2 separate regions of the Homo sapiens genome follow, and region 2 is linked to region 1. The links are chromatin contacts, found by Hi-C or POLR2A ChIA-PET in ENCODE. All regions are on one chromosome and are shown on one strand. The core of a region is the stretch at or near the end of the contact, and the rest is flanking DNA. Distances in the headings are between cores, read along the strand shown. Region 1 holds the start of NDUFS5 (NADH:ubiquinone oxidoreductase subunit S5). Region 2 has its middle 22 kb from the start of MACF1.

Region 1 (5,654 bases), core at 1,704-4,203:
TCCCAGAGGAGGCCAGGCACGGTGGCTCATGCCTGTGATCCCACTACTTTGGGAGGCTGAGGGGGGCGGATCACCTGAGGTCTGGAGTTCAAGACCAGCCTGGCCAGCATGGTGAAATCCCGTTTCTACTAAAAATACAAAAATTAGCCAGGCGTGGTGGCAGGTGCCTATAATCCCAGCTACTCGGGAGGCTGAGGTACGCGAATCGCCTGAACCTGGGAGGCAGAGGCTACAGTGAGACGAGGTGGCGCCATCACACACCAGCCTAGGGGACAAGAGTGAGACTTCGTCTCAAAAAAAAAAAAAAAGAGTCCCAAAGGAACAAGAAAGTAATTCAGCTTCCACCTCCATCATTTCCTTACCGTTTTCTGCCGAAGCAAACACTCTACGAAATCATCATATTCTATCTTGCACTCTTTCTCTGCCCGAGTATAACCGATTCCATGTGCACATTCTATCCATTCTTTTTCAAAAGCATGGCATCGACCAGCCATCTTGTAGGGCTGTTCACCACTCTGGATTGTCAACCATCGATCTATGTTAAGGCCGAACCTTTTCTGGATGTCCAAGAAAGGCATGGCTGTAATGGAAGATTTAAAAAAATAAGTAAATAAAATACCACAAGAGGGCAATCAACTGAGAAATTTCTAAGAAAAAATTAGATAATCATGCTAAGTAGCCCTCTAGAACACTGTTTGATATTATTCTCCTGATTTCTTCTCACCAAACTTTTTCATTAAATAGGTTCTTCCAGTTTATGGCAGATAAGCAGTTTTTGCGCTTTTTCAAAACTCAAGGAAAAGAGAACTATAACTAAAGAACAATGCATAGAAATCCTTTCTCGGTCAGGAGCGGTGGCTCACCTACCACGTGAGATGGAGTCTCCGTCTGTTACCCAGGCTGCAGCGCATGGTGCAATCTTGGCTCACTGCAACCTCCTCCTCCAGGGTTCAAGCGATTCTCCTGCCTCAGCCTCCCAAGTAGCTGGGACTACAGGTGCGCACCACCACGCCCAGCTAATTTTTGTATTTTTAGTAGAGATGGGGTTTCAGCATGTTGGCGAGGCTGGTCTTGAACTCCTGACCTCAGGTGATCCGCCCGCCTTGGCCTCCCAAAGTGCTGGGATTACAGGTGTGAGCCACTGCACCTGGCCTAAATTTTTTTTTTAAATCAGCCACTTGTGGGCCAGGCGCGGTGGCTCATGCCTGTAATCCCAGAACTTTGGGAGGCCAAGGCGGGTGGATTACCTGAGGTCAGGAGTTCAAGACCAGCCTGGCCAATATGGTGAAATCCCGTCTCTACTAAAAATACAAAAAAATTAGCTGGGCGTGTTGGCACATGCCTGTAATCCCAACTATTCGGGAGGCTGAGACAGGAGAACTGCTTGAACTGGGGAGACAGAGGTTGCAATAAGCCAAGATCCGCCATTGTACTCCAGCCTGGGCGACAGAGCGAGACTCTGTCTCAAAAAAAAAAAAAAAAAAAAAAGAAGAAGAAGAAAAAAAGAATTTGGATCCTTTGGTCAGGTTCTCTGTCTCAAAAAAAAAAAAAAAAAAAAAAAAAGGCACTTGTGGTGGTATGTGCGCCTGTAGTCCCAGCTACTCCTAAGGCTGAGGCAGGAGACTGAGGCCAGGAGTTCAAGGCTTCAGTGAGCTATGACCTGGCCACTGCACTCCATCCTGGGCAACAAAGCGAGATCCTGTCTCAAAAAAAAAAAAAAACCAGAGCGAAAGAAATGGGTTAAGACTTACTTTGTAGACTATTACAGACAGTAGGGAAAAAAATTTACATGCAAATACATAATAATGTTAAATGTAAAAACACACACACAAAAACAAACCCTGACTGCCTAAAATGACTGAAAGGAAGCGCGCGCACACCCACAAATATCAATATAAATGTGTACTCATGGTAGATTTAAAGGTGAATTTAGTTGGGCGCAGTGGCTCACGCCTGTAATTCCAGCACCTTGGGAGGCCGAGGCGGGCGGATCACCTGAGGCCGCGAGTTCAAGACCAGCCTGACCAACATGGCGAAACCCTCTCTCTACTAAAAAAATACAAAATTAGCCGGGCGTGGGGGCGCATGCCTGTAATCCCAGCTACTCGGGAGTCTCAGGGAGGAGAATCGCTTGAATCCGGGAGGCAGAGGCTGCAGTGAGCCGAGATCGCGCCACTCTGCACTCCAGCCTGGGCAACAAGAGCGAAACTCCATCTCAACAAAAAGGTGAATTTAACTTCTTAAGTTCCTTCCCATCCCTCAGTCATCATTTACTGAGTAGTTACGTTCCAGGCACTCAGATGCGGGGGAAAGCAGCTCCAACGTAAGCACCAGAGACACACACTCGGAATTGCGAATACACTGCAAGGAACACGAGTGGGTAAGAGCTCGAAGGAGGAAGCACGAACTCTGCCCGGAGACTTGAAAATGCCTTTAACATGGCTTGCGAGTTCGCCAAGTGAAGATCAGTGGGCAGAGTGTTCCAGTTGGGCAACAGCCCGGAGTTACAGCCGGAAGTGCTGGCTATGTTTGGGGGACAATGGAGCGCAGCGTGCATGACGGTGAAAAGAATGAAATGAGCTCAGGAGGCCGGCGGGGCCGAAATCACGCAGAGCCTGGAAAGCTGGGATAAGGATCGTAGACTTTAGGTTAAGAAACAGAAAGCCAAAACATTAGTCCGGCAAAAACCTAAACAAATGTGGAAAGTGGAGAGAGCGGCAATCTCCAGGCTTCGGTGCCATTAGCTGTGGAGGTGAAGCGGCCTGGGAGGGCAGGGAACACGCCCTGAGTTCAGGTCTGGGAGAAGGGGACACACAGCAAGCCAAGAGGAAATCTGTTAAAGAGACCTCGGAAGGAAGGTCCTTAAGCTAAGCTGCCGCGCGGACATAAGCAGCCCCTACCTACCCGATGCTCGTGCCCTTGACTCTTCTCTGGCCGCCGCTTCAGAACGACTAGCTAGCGACGCGGACGCCTGCCGTAAAGGATGACCTCAGCGAGACGTTTGCAGCGCGACGCCGGAAGCCGACCTTCCCTCAGCCGTCTCCCCACAAAACCATAGAAACCGAGCCCGTTGGCCTGGTACGGTGGCTGACGTCTGCAATCCCAGCACCTTGGAAGGCTGAGGGAGGAAGATCACTTCAGCCCAGGAGTTCGAAAACAGCCTGGGCAACATGGCGAAACTCCCCTCTCTACAAAAAATAAAAAATTAGCCGGGCGAGGTGGTGCATGCCTGTGGTTCCAGCTACTCAGGAGGTTGAGGTGGGAGGATCCCTTGAGCCCAGGAGATTGAGGCTGTAGTGAGCCATGATCACACCATTCCATTGCATTCCAGCCCTGGCAACAGAGCAAGACCTTATCTCAGGGGGAGAGTGAGAGAGAGAGGATGAAGAAGAGAGAGAGGAGGTAGAGAGAGAGAAAGGAAAAAAAACCCAAACCCATCAATTACAGAGACACAGGGAAGGCCTAGCCATTAGTGAGTTCTTGCTCCTTTCTTGCACTCTGCCTAGCATGCTCACGACAACACTGAGTGGTGAGAGACTTCACCAAAGTCACAGGAGAGAAAGAACACTGGCTCCCTGCCTACCCACTAGTGGTTAAGCACATGGACTATGAGCCCAAACCACCACGTGGGGTCAAATGTAGGCCCCCAGCCGGGCGCAGTGGCTCAGGCCTGTAATCCCAGCACTATGGGAGGCCGAGGTGGGCGGATCACAAGCTCAGGAGATCGAGACCATCCTGGCCAATATGGTGAAACCCTGTCTCTACTAAAAATACAAAAATTAGCTGGGTGTGGCAGCGAGTGCCTGTAATCCCAGCTAGTGGGGGGAGGCCGAGGCAGGAGAATCGCTTGAATCCGGGAGGCGGAGGTTGCAGTGAGGTGAGATCGCGCCACTGGACTCCAGCCTGGCGACAGAGCTAGATTCAGTCTCAAAAAAAAAAAAAAAAAAAAAAAAAAAAAAAAAAAAAAGTAGGCCCCCACCAATTTCGTGTGACTCTAGGAAAGTTTCTTAACTTCATTGTGCCTCAGTCTCCTCGTCTGTTAAGATAATTATGGTATTCACAATGGAGGCTTGCTATAGGGATTAACTGATTTATGTATAAAGCACTGAGGCGGTGGCTAGCACATGGGAAACATTCCAAGGCAGTCGCAGTTCTTTGATGTCTCAGCTTTCAGTTTGTGAATCAACTGCTACCATGCCTGTCATCTGTTCCAGAACCTCCAATGACTCCCTTTGACTACATCAGAGACTCTAAAGTGTTGTGTGTATGTCTTTGGGGGGTGGACCACAGGGTGCATGAGATATTATACATTGGAGGTATGGGAGGAAAATACTAGAACATATATATATATATATATATATATATATATATATATATATATATAAATATATATATATATAATTATTACTTTTGAGACAGATTCTCACTCCCATTGCCCCGCTGGAGTGCAGTGGTGCAATCACAGTTCACTGCAGCCTCAACCTCCCTGGGCTCTGGTGATCCTCCCACCTCAGCCTCCCAAATAGCTGGGACCACATGTGCATGCCACCATGTGCCTGGCAGTCTTTATTATAATTATTATTTTATTTGAGATAGGGTCTCACTCCATCACCCAGGCTGGAGTGCAGTAGTGCTATCATAGATCACTGCAGCCTCAAACTCCAGGGCTCAAGCAATCCTCCTGCTTAGCCTCCCAAGTAGCTGGGACTACAGACATGCCACTGTGCCCAGCTAATTCTTTTTTTTTTTTTTTTTTTGAGACAGAGCTTCACTCTGTCACCAGGCTGAAATGCAGTGGTGCAATCTTGGCTCACTGCAACCTCCACCTCCCAGGTTCAAGCGATTCTCCTGCCTCAGCCTCCTGAATAGCTGGGACTACAGGTGTGCGCCACCACTCCCAGCTGATTTTTGTATTTTTTTTTAGTAGAGACGAGGTTTCACCATATTGGCTAGGATGGTCTAGATCTGTTGACTTCGTGATCTGCCCGCCTCAGCCTCCCAAAGTGCTGGGATTACAGGCGTGAACCACTGCGCCCGGCCAAGCTAATTCTTTAAAAAAATTTTTTGTGGAGATCAGTATCTCTTTATGTTTCCCAGGCTGGTCTCCAGCTCCTGGGCTCAAGTGATCCTCCTGCCTGGGCCTCCCAATGTGCTGAGATTACAGGCATGAGCCACCATGCCTGGCCCTTTTATACATTTTTTTTTAACACTCTGAGAGAGAGTTGAGGGCAGGCTGCTTGTAAGGATAAGGCAGCCTCTTTTATACATTATTAACCTAAGAAAAAATGGGGTGCCCTTGAAAGAGTTTTTTAAGATTAGAAAACAAGGGCCAGGTGCAGTGGCTAATGCCTGTAATCCCAGCATTTTGGGAGGCTGAGGCAGGCAGATCACCTGAGTTCAGGAGTTCAAGACCAGCCTGACCAACATGGTGATACCCTGTCTCTACTAAAAATACAAAAAATTAGCCAGGTGTGGTGGCAGGCACCTGTAATCCCAGCTACTTAGGAGGCTGAGGCAGGAGCATCGCTTGAACTGGAGAGGCAGAGGTTGCAGGGAGCCGAGATCGCACCATTGCACTCCAGCCTGGGCAACAAAAGCAAAACTCTGTCTCCAAAAAAAAAAAAAAAAAAGGCAAAAGGAAGTCAGAAGGAGCC
Region 2 (4,939 bases), core at 407-2,906, 160 kb before region 1:
TTTATTTAAAAAAAAAATTTTTTTTTTTAAAGAAACTGGGCCTCTATGCTGTCCAGGCTGGAGTACAGTGACTACACAGGCACAATCATGGCACTATTCTATAGCCTTGAACTCCTGGGCTCAAGCAATCCTCCTGCCTTAGCCTCCCGAGTAGCTAGAACTACAGGTGTGAGCTACCATGCCCAGCTCTTCTGATATATCTTTTTCTTTTCTTTTTCCTTTTTTGTTTTTTTTTTTTTTGAGACGGAGTCTCGCTCTGTCGCCCAGGCTGGAGTGCAGTGGTGCCATGTCGGCTCACTGCAAGCTCCACCTCCCAGGTACATGCCATTCTCCTGCCTCAGCCTCCCGTGTAGCTGGGACTACAGGCACCCGCCACCACGCCCAGCTAATTTTTTTGTATTTTTAGTAGAGATGGGGTTTCACCGTGTTAGCCAGGATGGTCTCGATCTCCTGACCTCGTGATCCACCTGCCTCGGCCTCCCAAAGTGCTGGGATTACAGGCGTGTGCCACCACGCCCAGCACCAGCCCTGATACATCTTAAAGAGAGGTAGTATCTTCTACTTTTTTGGTGGTGTCCTATGCAGCCTAAAAGTCCCTTTTTCCAGGCCATCTTCAGATGAACGAGTTATAAGCACAAAGGCAGCAATTGATATTGCTAAGCCATCTCTCCTAAGACCTTCCTTGAGAGGCCTGAAACCTGAGGCAGAATATTATCAATGCTAGCCTCTCTTTTATCTTTGTGTAAATGGCTAATTTAGCCTCCAACCTCATAATCACACAGACTCTGGTAGGTGCATGATGATGACCAGGAGCACTCTTTCACAATCTTAATATAAATAACAGCCTGAATAACCTAACCAACTTTACTGCTTTGCGATATGAAAAGATACTAAGACTTATCCTGACTGAAACTCTCCATCCCGCCACCACACTCCGCCTCACCTTATCAGCTTCAACCATACAACACCATTGGAGGGCCCTCTACTCAAAGAAGAAAAACACCACCACCACAAGACTTAACTGGGCTTTGAGCAAAGATCTAGCTCTTGCCAAAATACTAGATGGAACTAGGGTACTTTTGGCAATAAGGTAAAAAATTCTGAGATCTGACCTTCTGATGTCAAGGCAAGTTCCCCTCTCTAAATATGTCAGAGGAAATGTCATGCCTTCAAACCAGCCAGTATGACCATGTGAGGCTCATTTCCAAGACACAGACCCTGCTAGCTATAGAACTGAGGCACACAGTGCAGGAACCCACACACGCCGCCCTGCATGAAAAAGAAGTCCATGACTAGCACAGGATGTTGTGAGCCATCTCACCCAGATACAAACACAGTATACCCAAGACATGCATAGACTCAACCATATGCTCTGAGGGCACATGAACAGCACTGCCCACACCAGGGCTCATGAAATAGGAACTAAAAAACAGGTGATGTTTCCTGTGATTTATGCTGGTCAATCATTCTGACTGCCCAGGCAGCCACACCATTTAATATCTTCCAGCAGCTCAATCAAGGTTCCTGTCTCCACCTGCTCCTGTGACATCATCCTGTCATTATATGTTCTTTGAAATTCCTTTGATGAAAAATGAGTCACTTCTTCCTGCCAACACAGGCCTGAGCCTCTTCCACACATGTCATTCTTTGGTAATCCTGTGGGGGCAGGGTGCCACCCAGAGGTTTCTGCAGCTACTCTCGCTATACCTCCCAAGAAAGAAGGCCTCAGAGCAAGATCAAACATAGCCTGGGGAAAAATGGGCAAATGATGAAAGAAGTGAGGATCTTGGTGGAGCTGGGTATGGGGCTGGGAAACTGCCTACTCCAGTGTGACACACAGTTTAAAGGATGAAGTAAGAACTAAGGTAGGGCACAGTCCCACTTAAAACTTGGAAATGCTTCAACTTCAGAGTGCTCACCTTAAAAGTTCGCTTCCTGATATAAAGTGCCATCATGTATTCTCCTGCAAAAAAATGATTGCAAACCTGTTTCTCACCTTGAAGATTTGGGGCAACAGTAACTTGCCTGCTCAAGACAGTGACAGTTCTGAAGCAAAATATTCAAGACAACTTCAAGATTCTCAGTGGCAGCAATAAGGGGCCCAATACAAACAGACAAATACTATTCATACCTACAAATCAGCCTAATATTTTTATAACAGCTTCACTGAGATTTGGTTAACATAAATTCACCCTTTTTAGGTAAACAATTCAATGGATATTTAAGTATCAGTATGTTCACAGAGTTGTTCAACCATCACCATTATCTAACTTTAGAACATTCCATCACCCCCTGAAGAAACCCTATATCAATTAGCAGTCACTTCCCATTCGCCCCTCCTCAACCCCTAGCAACCACTAATCTACTTATGGTCTCTATGGATTTGCCTATTATGTATAAATGGTATAAATGGAATCATACAAGCCTTTTGTGTCTGGCTTCTTTCACTTAGTCTAATGTTCTCAAGGTTGATCCATGTTAGCATCAATCAGTACTTCATTCCTTTTCACTGACAAATAATATTCTGTTGTATGGATATGCCACAGTGTGTTTATCCATTCATCAGTTGATAGATGTTTCAGCTGTTTCTGCTTTGGGGCTACTATGAATAATGCTGCTATGAACATTTATGTACGAGTTTTCTATGAATATATGTTTTCTATATTCTATGAATATAATATTTCTTTTGGATATATACTTTGGAATTGCTGGGTCATGTGGCAACTCTACTTTTTGAAGAACCACCAAACTGTTTTCTAAAGCAGGTGCACCATTTTATATTCCCACCAGCAATGTTGGGGGTGTTCCAATTTCTCCACATCCTCACTCTCTTTTTTATTAAAGCCATTCTAGTGGGTATGAAGTGGTATCTCATTGTGATCTTGATTAGCATTTCCATAATAACTAATGATGTTAAGCATCTAAGCATCTTTTCATGTGCTTATTAGCCATTTGTATATCTTCTTTGAAGAAATGGCTATATAAATCCTTTGCCCATTTTTTTATTGGGTTTTCTTTTTACTGTTGAGTTCAAAGAATTCTTTATATATTTTGGATATAAGTCCCTTATTAGATATATGATTTGCAAATATTTTCTCCCATTCTGTGAGGTGTCTTCATTTTCTAGGTAGTGTCCTTTGAAGCACAAAGGTTTTACATTTTGATCAAGTATAATTTCTCTATTTTTTTCTTTTTTGTGTATACTTTCAGTGTTAGCTACAAGAAACCACTACCTAATCCAAGGTCACAAAGATTTACCCCTAAGTTTTCTTCTAATAGTTTTGTAATTTTAGCTCTTATATGTAGGTCTATGTTCCACTTTGAGTTAAGTTTTATATGTTGTGTGAGGTCAGGGTTTAAATTCTTTTTTTTTTTTTTTTTAAGGTGGAGTCTTGCTCTGTTGCCCAGGCTGGAGTGCAATGGCGTCATCTCAGCTCACTGCAACCTCTGCCTCCCGGGTTCAAGCGATTCTCCTGCCTCAGCCTCCCGAGTAGCTGGGATTACAGGTGCCCGCCACCACATCCAGCTAATTTTTGTATTTTTAGTAGAAATGGGGTTTCACAATGTTGGCCAGGCTGGTCTCGAACTCCTGATCTCGTGATCCACCTACCTCTGCCTGCTAAAGTGCTGGGATTATGGGCGTGAGCCACAACGCCTGGCCAATTTCATTCTTTTGTATATGGATATCCAGTTGTCCCAGTATAATTTGTTGAAAAGACAATTCTTTCTACATTGAATTGTCTTGGCACCTTTATCACAAATCAATTTACCATAAATGTAAGGGTTTATTTTTAGACTCTCAATTCTATTCCATTGATCTATATGTCTATCCCTATGCCAGTACCATCCTGTCTTAATTACTGTAGCTTTGTAGTAAGTTTTCAAATCTGGAAGTGTGAGTCCTCCAATTTTGTTCTTTTTCAAGATTGTTTTGACTATTCTGGGTCCCTTGCATTTTCACATGAATTTCAGGAGCAGCTTGCCAATTTCTGGAAGAAGAGGAGGAGGAGGAAGAGGAAGACGAAGAATAAGAGGAAGAGGAGGAGGAGGAGAAGAAAGAAGAAGAAAAAACCCCACTGGGATTCTGACAGGGATTGCATTGAATCTATAGATCAGTTTGGGGAGTGCTGCCATCTTAACAATATTAAGTCTTCCAATGCATGAACGTATAAAGTAAAAGGCAATGTGAGCCACTCTTTACTAATACTCGGAAACTAAAATACTCAAATTTCCCTATGCTCTATCAAATATTTAGCACACTGGAGACCCCTGATTTGGAGGATCCCCCCAAAATAAGTAATATGCTAAAAAGATACTGATTACTGGCCCAGCGCAGTGGCTCACGCCTATAATCCCAGCACTTTGGAAGGCCAAGGCGGGTGTACCGCTTGAGGCCAGGAGTTCGAAGCCAGCCTGGACAACGTGGCAAAATCCCATCTCTACTAAAAATACAAAAATATTAGCTGGGCATGGTAGCACGCGCCTGTAGTCCCAGCTGCTCAGGAGGCTGTGGCACAAGAATCACTTGAACCCGGGAGGCAGAGGCTGCAGTGAACAGAGATGGGCTACTGTAGTCGAGCCTGGGCAACAGAGCCAGACCCTGTCTCAAAAAAAAAGATATTGATTAAAAAGTAACAGAGTGTCTTTTGTACTGCAAAGCAACAATTTTCAACAAGTTCCCAAAACAGCTGAACACCCTGAGACCTAAGAAAAAGAGACTTAGCCAACCATAGCCAGGGATGAGAGGAACAGCAAAGGCCCTGAGATCCGTCAGGCCCCACTGACCTTGGCTCATTCTACCTTAGTAAAAGGAAGAAGGATAGAATAATCATAATCCATTTCTCTATCACAAATGCGTCAAATATGTAAAAAAGTATCAAAAGAAGAAAGTACATCTTCTTTGTGTGTGTGCGTGTGAGGTGGAGTATCGCTCTGTTGC

What was found. Hi-C counts contacts between places; a loop is a spot of excess contacts on that map. ChIA-PET counts read pairs that join two places held with the same protein, here RNA polymerase II (POLR2A). Pooled maps may share reads with other maps.
Region 2: a loop to region 1 is called in a pooled map, with 4 times the contacts of the local background. The contact joins the enhancer-like site here to the promoter of NDUFS5 in region 1. A Hi-C loop is called at or near these places in 10 of 50 pooled maps. POLR2A ChIA-PET finds 5 or more read pairs at or near these places in 11 of 52 experiments (A673, CD4-positive, alpha-beta memory T cell, GM10248 and 7 more).

Annotation. Positions count from the first base shown.
Region 1 is chr1:39,023,649-39,029,302 of GRCh38, reverse strand. It overlaps NDUFS5 (NADH:ubiquinone oxidoreductase subunit S5), which reads right to left and starts at 2,953. Exons shown (of 3, transcript NM_004552.3): 1 at 2,901-2,953; 2 at 363-580. The coding sequence starts at 578. RefSeq lists a silencer at 904-1,069 and enhancers at 1,840-2,425, 2,426-3,012, 2,872-3,121.
Region 2 is chr1:39,180,593-39,185,531 of GRCh38, reverse strand. It overlaps a transcript of MACF1 not described here. Among named protein-coding and RNA genes, the nearest start is that of MACF1, 22 kb to the left of the region's middle. RefSeq lists enhancers at 923-1,436, 1,413-1,682, 1,437-1,951, 1,192-2,391. Within about 2 kb of position 1,656, at least 27 of the 41 ENCODE cell types and tissues checked have a DNase peak (open chromatin) inside an H3K27ac peak, as active enhancers do; they include A673 and Panc1, where a contact is called at or near this core.